3 separate regions of the Mus musculus genome follow, and regions 1 and 2 are each linked to region 3. Evidence: chromatin loops called from intact Hi-C (ENCODE). Cell type or tissue: left cerebral cortex. All regions are shown on one strand.

Evidence for each region. Peaks named below come from ENCODE experiments on the same cell type or tissue, not always from the same donor. Only the 100,000 strongest peaks of a DNase experiment are listed, where the experiment ranks them.
Region 1: a loop joins it to region 3, with 2.2 times the contacts of the local background. A loop is called at or near these places in 11 of 42 quality-filtered maps.
Region 2: it touches region 3 in a loop (2.6-fold over the local background); 15 of 42 quality-filtered maps call a loop at or near these places.

The regions. Positions count from the first base shown.
Region 1 is chr11:78,326,886-78,329,385 of GRCm38, reverse strand. It overlaps Aldoc (aldolase C, fructose-bisphosphate), which reads right to left. Exons shown (of 9, transcript NM_001303423.1): 9 at 1,605-2,500. It overlaps Pigs (phosphatidylinositol glycan anchor biosynthesis, class S), which reads right to left and starts at 964. Exons shown (of 12, transcript NM_201406.1): 1 at 878-964; 2 at 515-654; 3 at 300-411. The coding sequence starts at 911. In left cerebral cortex, a CTCF peak has its summit at 1,364 (motif pointing right); DNase peaks (open chromatin) are centred at 378, 994 and 2,171; H3K4me3 peaks cover 1,385 bases; H3K27ac peaks cover 957 bases.
Region 2 is chr11:78,346,245-78,348,744 of GRCm38, reverse strand. Unc119 (unc-119 lipid binding chaperone) reads right to left here. Exons shown (of 5, transcript NM_011676.3): 2 at 1,414-1,527; 3 at 846-948; 4 at 486-658; 5 at 1-214. The coding sequence ends at 102. Among named protein-coding and RNA genes, the nearest start is that of Unc119, 4.0 kb to the right of the region's middle. In left cerebral cortex, a CTCF peak has its summit at 1,181 (motif pointing right); a DNase peak (open chromatin) is centred at 1,183.
Region 3 is chr11:78,261,718-78,264,217 of GRCm38, reverse strand. It overlaps 2610507B11Rik (RIKEN cDNA 2610507B11 gene), which reads right to left and starts at 2,464. Exons shown (of 39, transcript NM_001002004.2): 1 at 2,301-2,464; 2 at 1,390-1,519; 3 at 579-628; 4 at 159-306. The coding sequence starts at 2,368. In left cerebral cortex, a CTCF peak has its summit at 1,512 (motif pointing left); DNase peaks (open chromatin) are centred at 1,002 and 1,460; H3K4me3 peaks cover 1,279 bases; H3K27ac peaks cover 647 bases.

The DNA of each region.
Region 1 (2,500 bases), 65 kb before region 3:
GAAGCAGGCGGATGGCTCTTGATACCAAGCCTGATGACCTGAGTTGGATCCCCAAGACCAGGACCCATATGGTGGGAGGAGAAATGACTTTCGCAAGTGATCCTCTGACCTCCACAAGATGCTCCACAGCACAGACATCCACACAAACATACATGTGCGCGCGCACACTAAGTAAATGTAATAAAACATTTTAAAGTAAGTTATGAGTCGCCCTCGCCCCTCCTATGCATTCCAACTCTGGGTTTTGGGCCTGGCTCAGATGGAAAAAGCAGCCCTGACACCTCTTCATGGGAACTCACATTTCAGAGGGATCTCTCGCTCATGCACAACGGTGAAAGGTAGCTTCTCTTGGTCGTCCAGGGGCACAGAGTCCCGAGTAAACACAACTGTGACTGGCACCATGAGCCGGAGCTGCGCGAGGGATGAGGGGCATCGGGGTCTTTAGCAATGTCTGCACCTTACAGCTGGGCTGCCCCCCGGTCCCCCAGCCCCGGTTCTCCCCACCCAGTCTCACCAGCAGAGCATTCAGCCCACTGATGTCTGAGTAAGGCAATGGGGCCCGGTAAGTCTCCGTCGTCTTCCACCAGAGCGGCAGTCCCAGAAGGATGGCCACCGCGGCGAAGAAAAGCGCGGAACGCTTGCCCCGGACCACCTCTGAGGGCACAGAGGGCCGACTAAGACGCGGGAACTAGGGTGCGATGCCCGCCACACCGGGATCGTGGAGGAGTGCGGGCGGCCGGGAACCCCGAGCAAGCCGCTCCCGCGTGGCGGACCCCCAACCCCAGGCTGGAGGGAGCTGTCAGGCTTCTCGCGCCCCACCCACACATTCTGCCCGCGAGACCTCCCCACTGCGCCCTCCACCTGAAATCCACCGCACCTAGGTCCGTGGCCGCAGCTCCTGCGGCCGCCATGGTCCCTTCCGGCTGCCCAGGTCGCCGATGGGGCGGGGCCTCATGAGCTTTCTCCAATCGGAAACTCCAGAATGAGGGGGCGGGACCACGGTGCGCGACCGCTGCCAATCACGAGCAACACTGCTGACGCACGCCAGTGCGCAGGCGGAGCCCGTGAGAGGGTACGCGCTCGGCTACACTTTCAATCTGACCCTGGCTTTTCATTGAGTGCACCTGGTACTGTTTAGCTCTACAACGCCAGTTTAGAGAAGGCGATAATCTCCATGTAGCCCAGGCTGGCCTCGGACTCTGGGCCCTCTCCAATGCAGGGGATTACATGCACCACCACGTTCAGCGGAAGGGGAATATTTACTTAAATGAAGTCGAGCTTATCAAGAACCTGACTCCCGAAAAGTTTTCTAATGTCATTTCTTTTTTTTTTTTTTCTTCTTTTAAAGATTTATTTATTTATTATATGTGAGTACACTGTAGCTGTCTTCAGACGTACCAGAAGAGGGCATCAGATCTCTGTTACAGGTGGTTGTGAGCCACCATGTGGTTGCTGGGATTTGAACTTCGGACCTTTGGAAGAGCAGTCGGGTGCTCTTACCCCCTGCGCCATCTCACCAGCCCCTAATGTCATTTCTAACATAGGTCTTTTCTTCAGAGCACCAGCTCTTCAAAGCTTAAAGATAAAACTGACAAAACGGTAACTTTTTAGCATGGTTGGCTACTATGTGATTAATTTTATTTTAGTTAATGTTGAGACAGATCTCCCTATACGATCCAGAGGGTTAAAGTGATCCTGTCCCTAATGTCTGATACCTCAGCCTCCCAACTAGCCGAGACTATAGACTAGGATTTAAAAATCGATTCCAATTCGAGCGATTGAGGATGCTTCATTGAAAAATTCCTGAGCACAGCCTCTATATAGTAATGCCTGCTGTTCGAATCCTAAATAGCCTCTCAGCCTCTCTTTGAAGCCTGTTTCCTCCTATGAAAAGTACAATGGTACCTACTTTACAGAGCTGTGTTAATGCATATAATAATGGTTAGAAGAACAGTGCCTGGCAGAAGCATATGGAAATTGCTGAGTTAGCTGCTTTGATTATAAGGTCAGGCCACACAGAGCAGAACATCAATGACTTTTCCAGTGCACATCTGTCTAGTGTCACCCTACCTCACACTCTAGCCCAGGGGTAATCATTCACCACAAAGCCCTATCAGTTCTAACAAGTCCAGAACCCTCCGATGAATCCCTTCTCTACATGGAAGTGGGTCATAGCCCTTGGCAAGCTTCTAGACACTCAGCTCTGTAGCCCCGAGGCTTGGAAGGTTTCCTTATTGGAAAAGACCTAAGTGCACATTCTTCAGAGATGGAGGAGAACTGGCCCACTCTGATCCCTGCTTGTCCCCTTTGAGCCTTGCACAAAATGGAGTTTCTCATCCTGCTGGATCCTTTAATGTGTCAGTCCCTGGAAGACCTGTACCCTCCTCTCCACCCCCAGGCCCTCTAACAACAACTCCAGCTTTGGAAATCAGCAGGTAGGAGCCTGAGCTAGGGATGGTGAGCCAGGTGAACCCTTCCTCCACAAAACTTGAAGCTCAGG
Region 2 (2,500 bases), 85 kb before region 3:
ACTCAGGGTCCAGAGCCACCGGATCCATCCCCAAGTGGAGATGATGTCGGAGAGGTTACAGCACAGGGTCTAGGCCAGAGCCTCAGGGGCAGCATTAGGGGTCAGGGTGTCCCACTGTAGGAATAGTCTGCTTTGTTATGCATCACCAGCCGGTCATCCACGAAGTAGAAGCTGTCAGACTGGGTCTCATACGGGTGACGAATCATCTCACTGACTGCAAGAGAGGCCCATCCAGGGCAAAGGTCAGGACCCTGAGCCAGACCCTGTAGGGACTTCAGAACTGGGAGAGAGGGAGGCAGGGACAGAGGAACCACTTCAGAGAGCTCCTGAGCCTCTCTGAGCCTGTTTCCCTCCTGGTGCCGGGTAGGAAAGTGATCCAGGATAGGTGCGAGGGGGGGGGTCAGATGCATAGGTACCACCCCCACCCCACCCGTGGCCCCCTCCCTGCCCCTGAGCAGCTTGGGTTCTACACATCCCCCACTCACTTAGCTCCTCGGAGAGAGGAGGGAAGTCATAGATGTGCTCACAGGTGTTCTTGCTGCTGGGGATGCAGAAGCCAAAGTGGAAGTCGAAGCTTTTGAGGAGCTGGTTTCGAAAGTAGTGCCTCTCGATCATGCGGAAGTTGTTGACCGGCTTGTCTCCCACTGTGAACTCCACCCTGAGTTAAGAGAAGTGGGCAGGGCTGAGAGTAGCCACCACGCCAACCAGCCAGCCAGCCAGTCAGCCAGCCAAGGGACTCCAGGTTCCAAGGCTCCAGGCAGACCACTACCGAGAGGCTCTGGAAGGGCTGTTCCCACCCTCACACTCGCCCCCCCCCCAGCCCTCACCCCAGCCCAGTGACTCACGTGGCTCCCACCTGCCTTAGGCGGAGGAAGGCAGGTGTGAACTGGTAGCGAACAAAGCGCCCTGCATTGGGGTCCAGGTCCCGCCGGTTGATGGGCAACCGTTCTGCAATGTACCCAGCTGGGCTCAGTGGGCTTCAGGCTGGGGCCTTTGCCTACTCCGCCCTCCCCCAGGGACCTCTGTTTAAACTTTTCTAAACTCTGCAGAAGGTTCTGGTACACTTTTGTAGAAGAGTGGTACCTACAGGGTTCTAGGTCAACAAAGTCACCAATTTTCTGGGGTTCCCTGAGATGTGCATAGGATTATGGGAGGTCTTAGGGAATTGCAGTTCCTAGGTAGGCCAGCAGAGGGCAGGCTGACCAGTACTTAAACAGGACAGGGCTCACAAGATGTCCACCCTGAGAAACAGTGACAGAAAAAGAAGAGGCCTGTCTGTGCACAGACACCTGAGTATGCTAGAGTCCAAGCCTGGACTCTGCTCTGACCTTCCTGTGGCTCAAAGAACCTAGACAGCCCACTCCACTGCGCCTGCCCACCTCATCCTCTCAACGGTGTACCAATCCCACTCACCCGAAACAGGGGGCTTCTTGATTTCAAAAAGGACAGTCCCTGAGTCCATGTCACGGATCTTGAACCTGACGAAGTCAATCTTGTAGATATTTTCCTCAGGGGAGCACAGGTAGTCTACGGGAGACAAGCAGCTGAGCACACAGGGACCCCAAAACGCCCATTGTCACTTCAGTTTCAGTGGGACCCCGTGGCCCGCTCCAATGATCCCTCTGACCACTTCCCTCCAGAAAGAGAACTGTGCCCCTATCTTGAAAAGTACCTACAGTGCAGGGGACAGCATGTTGTCATGGGGACCTCATCAGAGATGAACGGCCCCATCCAGGTGCCTCCTCACAGGATCAGGCAAGGGAAGTCACCTCCACCATACCAACCCTCCCACCCTCTTGGCAATCCTTAACTTCAACCTCTGCTTTGTGAAGGTGGCGTGCATCCTTTGGACAACTAGACCTCCTGCCTACTGGAAGCTCCCAGCCTGAGAGGGACTTCACTCTCAAGGGAGCAGGGAGCTCTGCCTCTTGGGGGAGGAGAGTTACAGTTTTCCCTTGAGTGCGCCCCACTCCCACCACACACACCCTGTGGCATGACATCTACATTCATCAGGCAAGGCTGGTCTTGAGAGGACTTCTCTTTGCATGGACTGTATGGGGGCAGGTTGGTACCCCTTCCCTGTTCTCTTGCCCCTGGCCCCTCCTCCCACCGTAAGCAGCTTATGCTAGCCCAGCTCTCTTAAGCAGCTTATGGGAGCTCTGCTAACTCAAGCCAGGAAGCCCAGGCTACTGGGACAGAAGGGGCCGACTTTGCTCAACAGATCCTCTGCTGATCTCCCAATGGGAGGAAGTCTTAGCAAATAGAGGGAACCCTTAGAGGTCATATTTCCAGCTTTGGCCCTGCGCCATATTCAGGAATAAAAGTGTTTTCTGGTCTTTAGAGAAAAGAACAGAGGCCAAGGCAGAAAGGGTGTGGTGGACACAGCAGGTACAGCAGGGTAAAGAGGAGGCAAGAAGAGTCCTGGGCTCAGAAGGAAACCAAGAGAGCCAAGCATTGCCCAGGGGCGCTCATGGTCTTAACCGTTACCACTCTTCTGTTG
Region 3 (2,500 bases):
AACCCCACAGAGCAGCTCACATGTGCCTTTAACTTCATCTCCAGGGCAACCAACACTCTCTGCTAGCCTCTTTGGTCAATGCAGAAGTATCCTCGCACGTGCACACATACACACACACATGAATATTTAGTTTTTAAAAAGAGTAAAAGTAATCTCACTTGGCAGAAGATCTTCAACAAGGATGGGCTGAGGGACAGTTCCTTTTGCTCCACCTCTGTGTTCTGAGAGAATGGGGCAGACAGGCTAGAAACCTTCTGTAGATCTGTCCTGATGCGCACTTCTCCAAAGCACAATGCCACATAGTTTCTGCCCAGAAGAGAAGCCTCATTATCATCTGGTCCATCCCTTTCAGAGCAATTTCCTTCCCTCCCTCACACCCTCTCCCAGTCCCATAATAGCTCAAATAACAGAGGAAGTTGTTTTCAGCATGTCTCACAAAACAGCACTTGGACTAATAGGAGACTCCAGCAAGAACGTCCCTCCCACCTCGACTAAAATGTCTCCGTAGAAGAATTTTATTGTCAAAACTCAACCTCAAAATATTCCTCAAGGGCAGAGTAAGGACACAGAGTACTCACGGCAGATCATGGCTAAGGAGTTTGCTGGAAATCCACAAGTTGTCAATTTCCTAAAATGACAGTAAAGACAGCCGTGTACCTGGTTGCTAGGAAATCAATGATGGGCAGGTTTATGAACCAGCAAAGGTCCTGAGTCCCAGGAGAAGGGAGTTCTATTGGTCCTCCCGACAAATCCTCTTTCCCTGGTTTCTCTGATCAACGTGGCTATCCTGCTCCTCATGATGATGTTAGCTGAATTTGCTTAGCAGTTCTCTTTTTATGAACAAGTTGCCACCCTATTTCCTCTCTTAAATTAGAACAGTGAGTTTGCTGTTTCCTGTAATCTTTCTCTGTTTACTTCCATATCTTTCTTCCATACCCTGGATACTCTGTGTCATTAGTTTGGTACTAGATACTAAAGAGGACCCAGCAGATACCAGGCTCTACCACTGAACCACTATTCCAGCTCATTTTAATTTTGAGAGAAGCACTCACTAAGTTGCCTAGGCAGAGCTTGAATTTATAATTCTCTTGCTTCGGCCTCTTGAGAAACAAGAATTACAGGTTTATACCACCAGATCTAGTCCCATAAACACTTGAAACAACTGGCATCTATTGCAGAGTCCTCCAAGTAGCTCCTAAGATCCTCTTGACAATAATAATAATAACAACAACAAAAACAACAACAACAAGGGTGGAGTTAACTAGGAAAACTACCCATGGAGGAAGCTAAAGTTTGAAACCCCCTCCAAACCAACACACACACCACACACTCCCGCCCTTCTCCTCTCTCTCTCTCTCTCTCTTTCTCTCTGCAATTCCCGGAACTCACCACCGTCTGCTGGTGCTGCTGAAACTTAAGACTGACATTCTGGATCCAAAAAAATCGGAAGGAGCCAATCTTTAGCTCTGCCTGCAACTTGCGCTGACACCACCTGGTGGCCAACCGGACCACAAGCCACCTGCAGAAAAAAAACAGTTGGATTATAAGACCCTCTACCCTTTTTGATTCTAGAAAGGCCTTGCAAGGGGTGGTATCCTGAAGCCGGATTTTTCTTAGGAACTTTACGATTTTCCTAAAATATTTCTCTAGTCATACTCATTTAGGCACAACAACCAGAACTACGGGCCCCTAAATTCAAACAAAACTAGGCAAACGAAACTCACCCTCTAAAAGAGGTCAAAAAAAAAAAAAAAAAAAAAAAAAAAGAAAGAAAGAAAGAATAAACAAAGAAACCCTCAAATCTTTAGGAACCCAAAGTAAAAAGAGGTCCTCAAAAGGCAAAGTGAAGGCAGTCGTGTTAAATACGTCATCGCACACTCCTTAGAGGGTCCCTGTCTGCGTCCCCACCCTGCAGCCGTTTCCGAGAAGGCAGAGGTCACTCTCGGAACTGCTCAAACACCGCTCTGCTCTAGCCAGCCAGTCCTCCCGACCTCTCTGCAGGGCGCGGCTGCAGGTGCCCTTCGCAATCTGGGAAGAGGACACGGAGGCGAACGGGGCAGGAAAGGGAGACCACCGAGGGAGGCCCCCTCCCTCACACGCAAACATTCGGTTCCCGGACTGGACATTGCTTCGGGTCCAGCCAGATGCTTCAGCGCCCCTGCCCCCACCTCGCTTCCCCTCGCCTCGGCTGAGCGCCCCCTCCTGCTCGCGCCCCCTCCGCCTAAGGCGCCCGACCAACCCGCGCCTCCTCCAGCCGGTCTTCCTCGACCCCCCCGACCCTGTGGCTAGAATCCCCTCACCGGCCTAGGAAGAGTGCGCTAAGCGCAACCAGCAGCAAGACCAACAGCGCGGAGAGAAATAGAGGCATTTAGGTCCGGGTCCGGCCCGGCCTGGCCCCGACCCCCGCCATGCCGGGCCCTGACGCCGGAACCGCACAGCGCCGCGGCGGGCTTCGGCCGCGCACGCACACGCACGGCGAGGAAGCGTTAGTGCGCGCGCG